Regions from separate parts of the Homo sapiens genome. Here regions 2 and 3 are each linked to region 1. The links are chromatin loops, found by intact Hi-C in ENCODE. Cell type or tissue: HCT116. All regions are shown on one strand.

Evidence for each region. Hi-C counts contacts between places; a loop is a spot of excess contacts. Peaks named below come from ENCODE experiments on the same cell type or tissue, not always from the same donor. Only the 100,000 strongest peaks of a DNase experiment are listed, where the experiment ranks them.
Region 2: a loop joins it to region 1, with 4 times the contacts of the local background. A loop is called at or near these places in 6 of 110 quality-filtered maps.
Region 3: a loop joins it to region 1, with 4 times the contacts of the local background. A loop is called at or near these places in 5 of 110 quality-filtered maps.

Annotation. Positions count from the first base shown.
Region 1 is chr6:129,574,141-129,576,640 of GRCh38, reverse strand. ARHGAP18 (Rho GTPase activating protein 18) reads left to right here. Exons shown (of 15, transcript NM_033515.3): 15 at 1-509. Among named protein-coding and RNA genes, the nearest start is that of ARHGAP18, 130 kb to the left of the region's middle. In HCT116, a CTCF peak has its summit at 1,148 (motif pointing right); a DNase peak (open chromatin) is centred at 1,160; H3K27ac peaks cover 1,552 bases.
Region 2 is chr6:128,730,178-128,732,677 of GRCh38, reverse strand. No RefSeq gene overlaps it. Among named protein-coding and RNA genes, the nearest start is that of LAMA2, 150 kb to the left of the region's middle. In HCT116, a CTCF peak has its summit at 1,331 (motif pointing right); a DNase peak (open chromatin) is centred at 1,337.
Region 3 is chr6:128,806,690-128,809,189 of GRCh38, reverse strand. No RefSeq gene overlaps it. Among named protein-coding and RNA genes, the nearest start is that of LAMA2, 75 kb to the left of the region's middle. In HCT116, a CTCF peak has its summit at 1,430 (motif pointing left); a DNase peak (open chromatin) is centred at 1,409.

The sequences.
Region 1 (2,500 bases):
GGTCAGGAGGGAGACACAACATATTTTTGATCATGAAAAAGTATCTTAATTTTAAAAAAGTGAAAATGCCATTTTATTTTGAATCCCTTTTAGAACTCACGACCCAAGTTCATCAATGTTGAATAATATCACGTTTAAATAACAAAAAAATATGGACTTTAAAAAATCTCAAATTTTTTAGAGACAGGGTCTTGCTCTGTTTTCCAGATTGGAGTACAGCAGTGCATTCGCGGCTAACTGCAGCCTCAAGCACTGGGGCTCAAGCAAACCTCCTGCCTCAGCCTCGTGAGTAGCTAGGACCACAGGTGCATGCCACCATGCCTGGCTCTAAAGAGAAAAAAAACTTGATACCATAGAGCCTTGAATATAAATATCCTGATGTTAACCTACTGCTTTTGCTGTGATTTTTTTTCCTTAGTGAGTTTTAAATCTCAGGCTAGATTTTTATTTGTTTTTCTGTGTGTGTATGAGACAAAATAAAAATAAATATATTTGCCTTGAGTTTAAAACATTTGAATTCTTAAAGGAGGACTGGTTGTCCTGGTAACGTTGGTGATGCTCTTTTCTGAAAGAGGCTTCATTAATCTGTTCTCACACTGCTAGGAAGAAATACCTGAGACTGGGTGAGTTATAAAGAGGTTTAATTGACTTACATGGCTGGGGAGGCCTCAGGAAACTTACAGTCATGGCAGAAGGGTAAGCAAACATGTCCTTCACATGGTGCCAGGAAGGAGAAGGATGAGAAGCACAGGGTGAAGCGGGGAAAAGCCCCTCACAAAACCATTAGATCTTGTGAGAACTCACAATCACAAGAACAGCACGGGGAACTGCCCCCATGATTCAGTCACTTCCCACAAGATCCTTCCCCCAACATATGGGGATTACAATTCAGATTACAATTCAAGATAAGATTCGGGTGGAGACACAGAGCCAGACTGTATCAGAGGTCATTGTAATTCTTTGCACTTACACAATCTTTGCTTAATGCTGCTGTAGGATTCGATGTAAATTCCTTACTAGTACTCTCTGGGAAAGGCAGATTATTTTACCGACTTCAAGGAATTTTTCATTATTGTCTGTCTTCGTTTTCATTAAACTGGTTTGGACTCTCCATCTGATTGTCCTGATTTCTCACCTACTCATCAGTAGGTGGCAGTATTGGTCAGGCATTCCTTTGAATCGAAACTACGGGAAGTTTTTAAAATGAACCCGAGTTCATAGGGAAGTTGCTAAGACTCAGTGCCAGGCATCTGCAAGGCAGCTAGGTAAGAACACTGTGGAGCTCTTGCTTTGATTACCGATTCTGAAATTGTAAATAATTTCAGAGTTTCTATGTTCAATCTGTTTGTCTGCTTTTATCCTTAATCCATTGAATGGGAAGGGCGGTAGAAGAGGACATTTTTCTAAGCTGAAATTAGGCTTTTCACAACGTCCATTTCAAGCAGAACGATTATGACAAGAAGGAAGGCAGTGAACCGGGAAAGTAAGTGAAGGGATGTCTAAGATAAGAAGGCATAATTAACTTTTTTTTTTTTTAATATAGTTTAAGTTCTGGGATACATGTGCAGAACGTGCAGGTTTGTTACACAGGTATATATGTGCCATGGTGTTTTGCTGCACCCATCAACCTGTCATATACATTAGGTATTTCTCCTAATGCTATCCCTTCCCTAGCCCCCCAACCTCTGACAGGCGCTGGTGTGTGATGTTCCACTCCCTGTCTCCATGTGTTCTCGTTATTCAATTCCCACTTACGAGTGAGAACATGCGGTGTTTGGTTTTCTGTTCCTGTGTTAGTTTGCTGAGAATGATGGTTTTCAGCTTTATCCATGTCCCTGCAAAGGACATGAACTCATCCTTTTTTATGGCTGCATAGTATTCCATGGTGTATATGTGCCACATTTTCTTTATCCAGTCTATCATTGATGGGCATTTGTGTTGGTTCCAAGTCTTTGCTATTGTGAACAGTGCTGCAGTAAACACACGTGTGCATGTGTCTTTATAGTAGAATGGTTTATAATCCTTTGGGCATATAGCCAGTAACGGGATTGCTGGGTCAAATGGTATTTCTGCTTCCAGATCCTTGAGGAATCACCACACCGTCTTCCACAATGGTTGAACTAATTTACACTCCCACCAACAGTGTAAAGTGTTCCTATTTCTCCACATCCTCTCTAGCATCTGTTGTTCCCTGACTTCTTAACGATCACCATTCTAACTGGCATGAGATGGTATCTCATTGTGGTTTTGATTTGCAATTCTCTAATGACCAGTGATGATGAGCTTTTTTTCATGTTTGTTGGCTGCATAAATGTCTTCTTTTGAGAAGTGTCTGTTCATATCCTTCACCCACTTTTTGATGGGGTTGATTTTTTCTTGTAAATTTGTTTAAGTTCCTTGAAGATTCTGGATGTTAGCCCTTTGTCAGATGGATAGACTGCAAAAATTTTCTCCCATTCTGTAGGTTGTCTGTTTACTCTGATGGTAGTTTCTTTTGCTG
Region 2 (2,500 bases), 840 kb after region 1:
CTCTGGATTAAATATTTTCTAACTATAAAAGGAATATATGTTTATTAAACATTTTTAGAAGTGGGCCGGGTGCAGTGGCTCACGTCTGTAATCCCAGCACTTTGGGAGGCTGAGGTGGGTGGATCACCTGAGGTCAGAAGTTCGAGACAAGCCTGGCCAACATGGTGAAATCCCGTCTCTACTAAAAATACAAAAATTAGCCAGTGTGGTGGTGGGTGCCAGTAATCCCAGCTACTCAGGAGCCTGAGTCAGGAGAAACGCTTGAACTGAGGAGGGAGAGGTTGTAGTGACCTGAGATCCTGCCACCGCACTCCATCCTGGGTGACAGAGCAAGTCTTCTCAAAAATAAATTTTTTTTTAGAAGTGAACAACAGAATAAAGAAGAAAATATCACTCATAAAAATAAATCCCATCTATCCAGAATAACCACTGTTAACATTCTGGTACATATACTCTTAATCATATGAATATATTCCTCTATTTTAGATTCTTACAACATTGGAGATACATGTTTTGCAGTCTCTTTTTTTTTACTTAAAATGTTGTAACATTTTCCCTTGACAATAAGTATTGTTCAAGATTATTTTTAAGGCTCCCTTGCATGCAATCACATGATAATGGTATAAATATATTTCAGTAATCCCTTATGATTGGACTTTAGATTATTTCTGCTATTTGCAATAACCATTCTTGTGCATAAACCTGTGGTCATGCCAAGTATTTTTCCTTAGGACAAATTCCCAGCAGTGAAATTGTTAGGTGGACAGATATGCTTTTTGGCCTTGGTATGTGTATCTTTATCACTGGCCTCCCTGCTGGTAAATCCAAATGAGTGTACTGCAGTGTGATAATACAAATGTAGGAGTTTGCTGTTTTCTAGTGTTACTCTCCTAACTGTTTCTCATGTAAGTACTGGGCTAGAGGAGTACGGGGAGATATGAACAGTTCTGTAGTCCCCCTGCTGAATTATACCCTGATCTTGCAGTCTTCCTGCTCTTTCCCACAGAACCAGGCCCTGCCTTCTTCTGGAACTCTGAATACTGGTGCTTTCTTTCATTTGTTAGCCATTAAGAAACCTCTTCCTTTTCCAAGACCTTGCTCTTTCACAAGCATTGGGTCTCTGATGAAACACATCTCTCCTTTCATTTCACTGACTTCTTTCTCAGTTGACAAAGGCAGGATTGAAGATGAACCGCTTGCTGGTTTACTGGATGGTCAAGCAACATCCCCATGCATAGACCTTTAAGCCTAGAATCCTAGCTGGGCATCTATTTTTAAGTCCCTGGGATGTCTGAAAGTTTGTGTGACCAGAGAATGATAGTGACCTCTAGGGAGCAGTATTGCCTAATGCCATGAGCTAGCCCCTGCTAAATTACTGTCCTCTAGAAAACTGGTGTCAATAAAACATCCATATATTGATGTCTATTTCTCTACATCTTTGCCAACACTGTTATTTTTTTTCTTCTTTTTTAAACCAATTTGAGAGACAACAATGATATCTTATGTTGTTTTAATTTGCATTTTTTATTAATAGAAATAAGATTGTAATTTTTAAAATTTTAATTGTACAAACAACACAAGGCCTTTGGAAAACAGGATTATACCACTCTAAAATGCACAAAGAAATGAAAGTCTGCCATAATTTTACCTCTAGAGGAAACTATTTGTGGTCAGATTTTTTGCCAGATTTTCTTTAGTGTAATATGTCTATAGAGGTAAATATTTTTATGCCTAAACCCATATACCTAAATCTACCTAAGCTATTTTTAATAGCTGCAGAAACTTTTTTACACAATGAGTACCATAATTTATTCAATCAGTCCTGTATTGATGAACTTTAGCTTGTTCCTAATTTTTCACACGATTAACAGTGCTACAATGAATATCATTTTACCTAAACCTCCGTGCACTTTTGCAAGCTATTCTGTAAGATAAATTTCTAGAAGTGCTATTATTGGGTCAAAGGGTTTGCACACTAAGTTTTAATACAATGAAATCCCATGAGGCCAGAGACTTTTGTCAATCATGTTCCGTGTTTTAACTCCAGTGCCTAGAATAGTATAATACTTGGCACATTGCAGACACAGAATATTTTTGAGTGAATGAATGAATGAAACTATATTGCCTAATCCTCCAGAAATTTTGCACCAATTTAGCCTCCTATCAACAGTGTATTAAAAATTGCTGGTTCATTTCAAACTTGTCATACTGGTGGTTATCAGATCTTCTGATCGTCACTAGTCTAAAGAGCAAATAAGAGGGTATCTCATTTTTCTTAGCATCTACTTATTGTGAAGTTTAGCTTTTGTATATTTTCTACCATTAGTATATCCTAACAATTGTTTATATACTGTCTTTTTCTCATTTTCATTGAATTATTCCAATTTTTCAAAAATATTTGTATTATGTCAGTAAATACTACAAACATTTGTCTCATCTCATTGTCTATTACGAATTTTGTTTAAATGTCTACGCGGCCAAATCTGACTCTTTCCTTATG
Region 3 (2,500 bases), 770 kb after region 1:
TCTTGGACTGATATTCTACATTTTTTTCATCATCAAGCCAATTAGCCTACCAAGAAATTTACCATAATGAATAGCAGTGGACTGGAATGTTGTGGTATTCAAAGGATTATTTTCTATGTAAGGGGTCATTTTGTGCCTATCATATGGGCAAGATGCCCACTGCTGAACTAAACTGTAAAAATGAATAATGTCTTTATATTCAAAATTAAAAGCTTACAATATATGTATTGTCCTGTTACTACAAAATATTGTTTGCAATCCAGTTTCTTTTGCATTGTAATGGAGCAAATCTTTTAATTATGCAGTCACATAAGTGACATGAAAGCATGTTAAAGCTCAGAGAAAATAGAAAGGTCATTTACTCTACATCTTGTATTTTGCAAATGAGATATTTTGAATTTTCCAAGGTATTATTGATTGAGCTGAGTCTAAAACTCAGAAAACTTCTGCTTCTCAAGCTAGTGCTTCTTCCACTACCAAACATAAAAACATAATATGGCATTATGTCCCTTGCAAATAAATTCACTCTGCTAATGCAGACTCTCCAATGCATATTGAAGAAAGCTTTGACCCCTCACACTCCTCTCTAGTAACTCCATCTCCACTACCATCCTGATAGATCGTGAAAGCCTTTAAAGGGGTCTTTGTTGTTGCTGTTATTAATTCTTGATTCTGCAAAATCTATCACAGTGCCTGACATACAATAGGCAGTTAATAATGTTCACTGCAGAATAAAGGATGTGTCAGATCTATATGTCAACAATTGCAAAGCTTTATCTAAAAGAAAAATGATTGCCACTTGTCAATAAGAAGGCAGACATGATGTGTTTCTAATATAGAGACATAATTAGGTTTGGGGCACTATTGTTGGTGTGAATGTTTGATTTTTGAAAAGAAATCGCCTCATTTCCAATAGTGCAGATTGTATATGCAGTATGTTAAATGCTTCTTGATTTATGTAAGGCTTATAAAAACCCAATAGATAATTTTATGTAACAATTCAAGTAATGAAGAAAAATTGACATGAAGCTAACAAGATATAAAGTTTTACAGTTCACAATTAGAATATATGCTAAAACCCTATCACAATTTCTCCCAAATAATTAAATTTTTTTCCAAGAGGAAACTAATTTTTTAATTGCCAACGACATAAAAAAATCCTTGACTGAATTTATTTTCATGCCTGAAACAATCTATGAAATATTTTAAATATTTAATGATTAGTTTATAGAAACACACTCTATCTTTTGTATTTTATTTTTGAGGGAAATATAGTATTGCTCCTATGCACAGTACCTCTAACAATGTAGGAAAGTTCTTTGAGTACCAACACTTTCAAGTGAAAAAACGTTTTATTGCTCTGGTTAAATAAGTCACAGCAAATTAAGTAGCTGATTCTTGTGTTTATGCGGGCTTCTTAGTGCACCCTTGTGGTAAAGTAATAAATTACAAATGCAACCTTAAGAAAAAAATTCTGAATACAAAAGCAGACCTAAGAGACCTAAGAGAAGCAAGTAAGAATCATGCCTTCAGTAACTTCAGGAGGCACTGACCACTGTCCTACCTGGCCACAGAAAAGAAAGTTTAGTGTAAGTTTTGCTTTGGGATAAGGAGATACAAGATACATAATTTTAATAAAAGGGTTTAGTACAAAAAGAAACATCAAATAGTTTGTAAGAGGCCATTAAAAGAGATGTTGAATAACATAAACATATTGAACACATATCAATGGATTCTTTTACTCCAAATAGCTTGTTAAAAATTCTGCGCTCTATCATATGAGAAAATGGTATTAGGACGATATTTTCCATTTCCTCTCAATTTGTAAAATCTGTTTACAGCTCTTGGCTTACTTTTTTTAGCTAACCATGAGAAATGGTTATCCAGTGAAAAAAATAGATGTTTTAATTACATTAACTGATATACCCACTGAGAAACAACATGGTATTTAGCATGTTCTTTCTAATTAGGCAAAAGAGCACCTGTTCACCTTTAAAAATAAGATGAAAAAAGAAGAATTCATAAGTTGAAAGTATTTTTTCTTGTATTATATTTCACTTCATAAACATTTTTCTATAAATATTTAGAAAAATTTGCATTTTATAGAAATGTAAATTTCTATAAAATTTGCAGCAAATCATCCTATTAACAGAATTGGATCAATCTACGTCTGGAAATAATTACTGACTTCCTTGCCAAAGTCTTAAAAAATAGCCTGAAATTCTAAATACTCCATTCCATTTTAGTTGCTAATTATATTTTGCTTTTTATTGAGATCTGAATTAAAGAAGTCATTGTCACTGCATATTGCCAAAATGTATTTACACTTTTAGTAGTAACATATAAATTGAAATAAGAAACAGTAATATTTTCTGGTCAATAAAAATGTTGCTCAAGTTTGCATAAGCCTGAGAACTCTTTAAAATTATCTGATAAATAATTATGTTGAGCAAAGTTCACAAATGCCTACATAGGCCATGAAGAAATTGCATATTAGTGA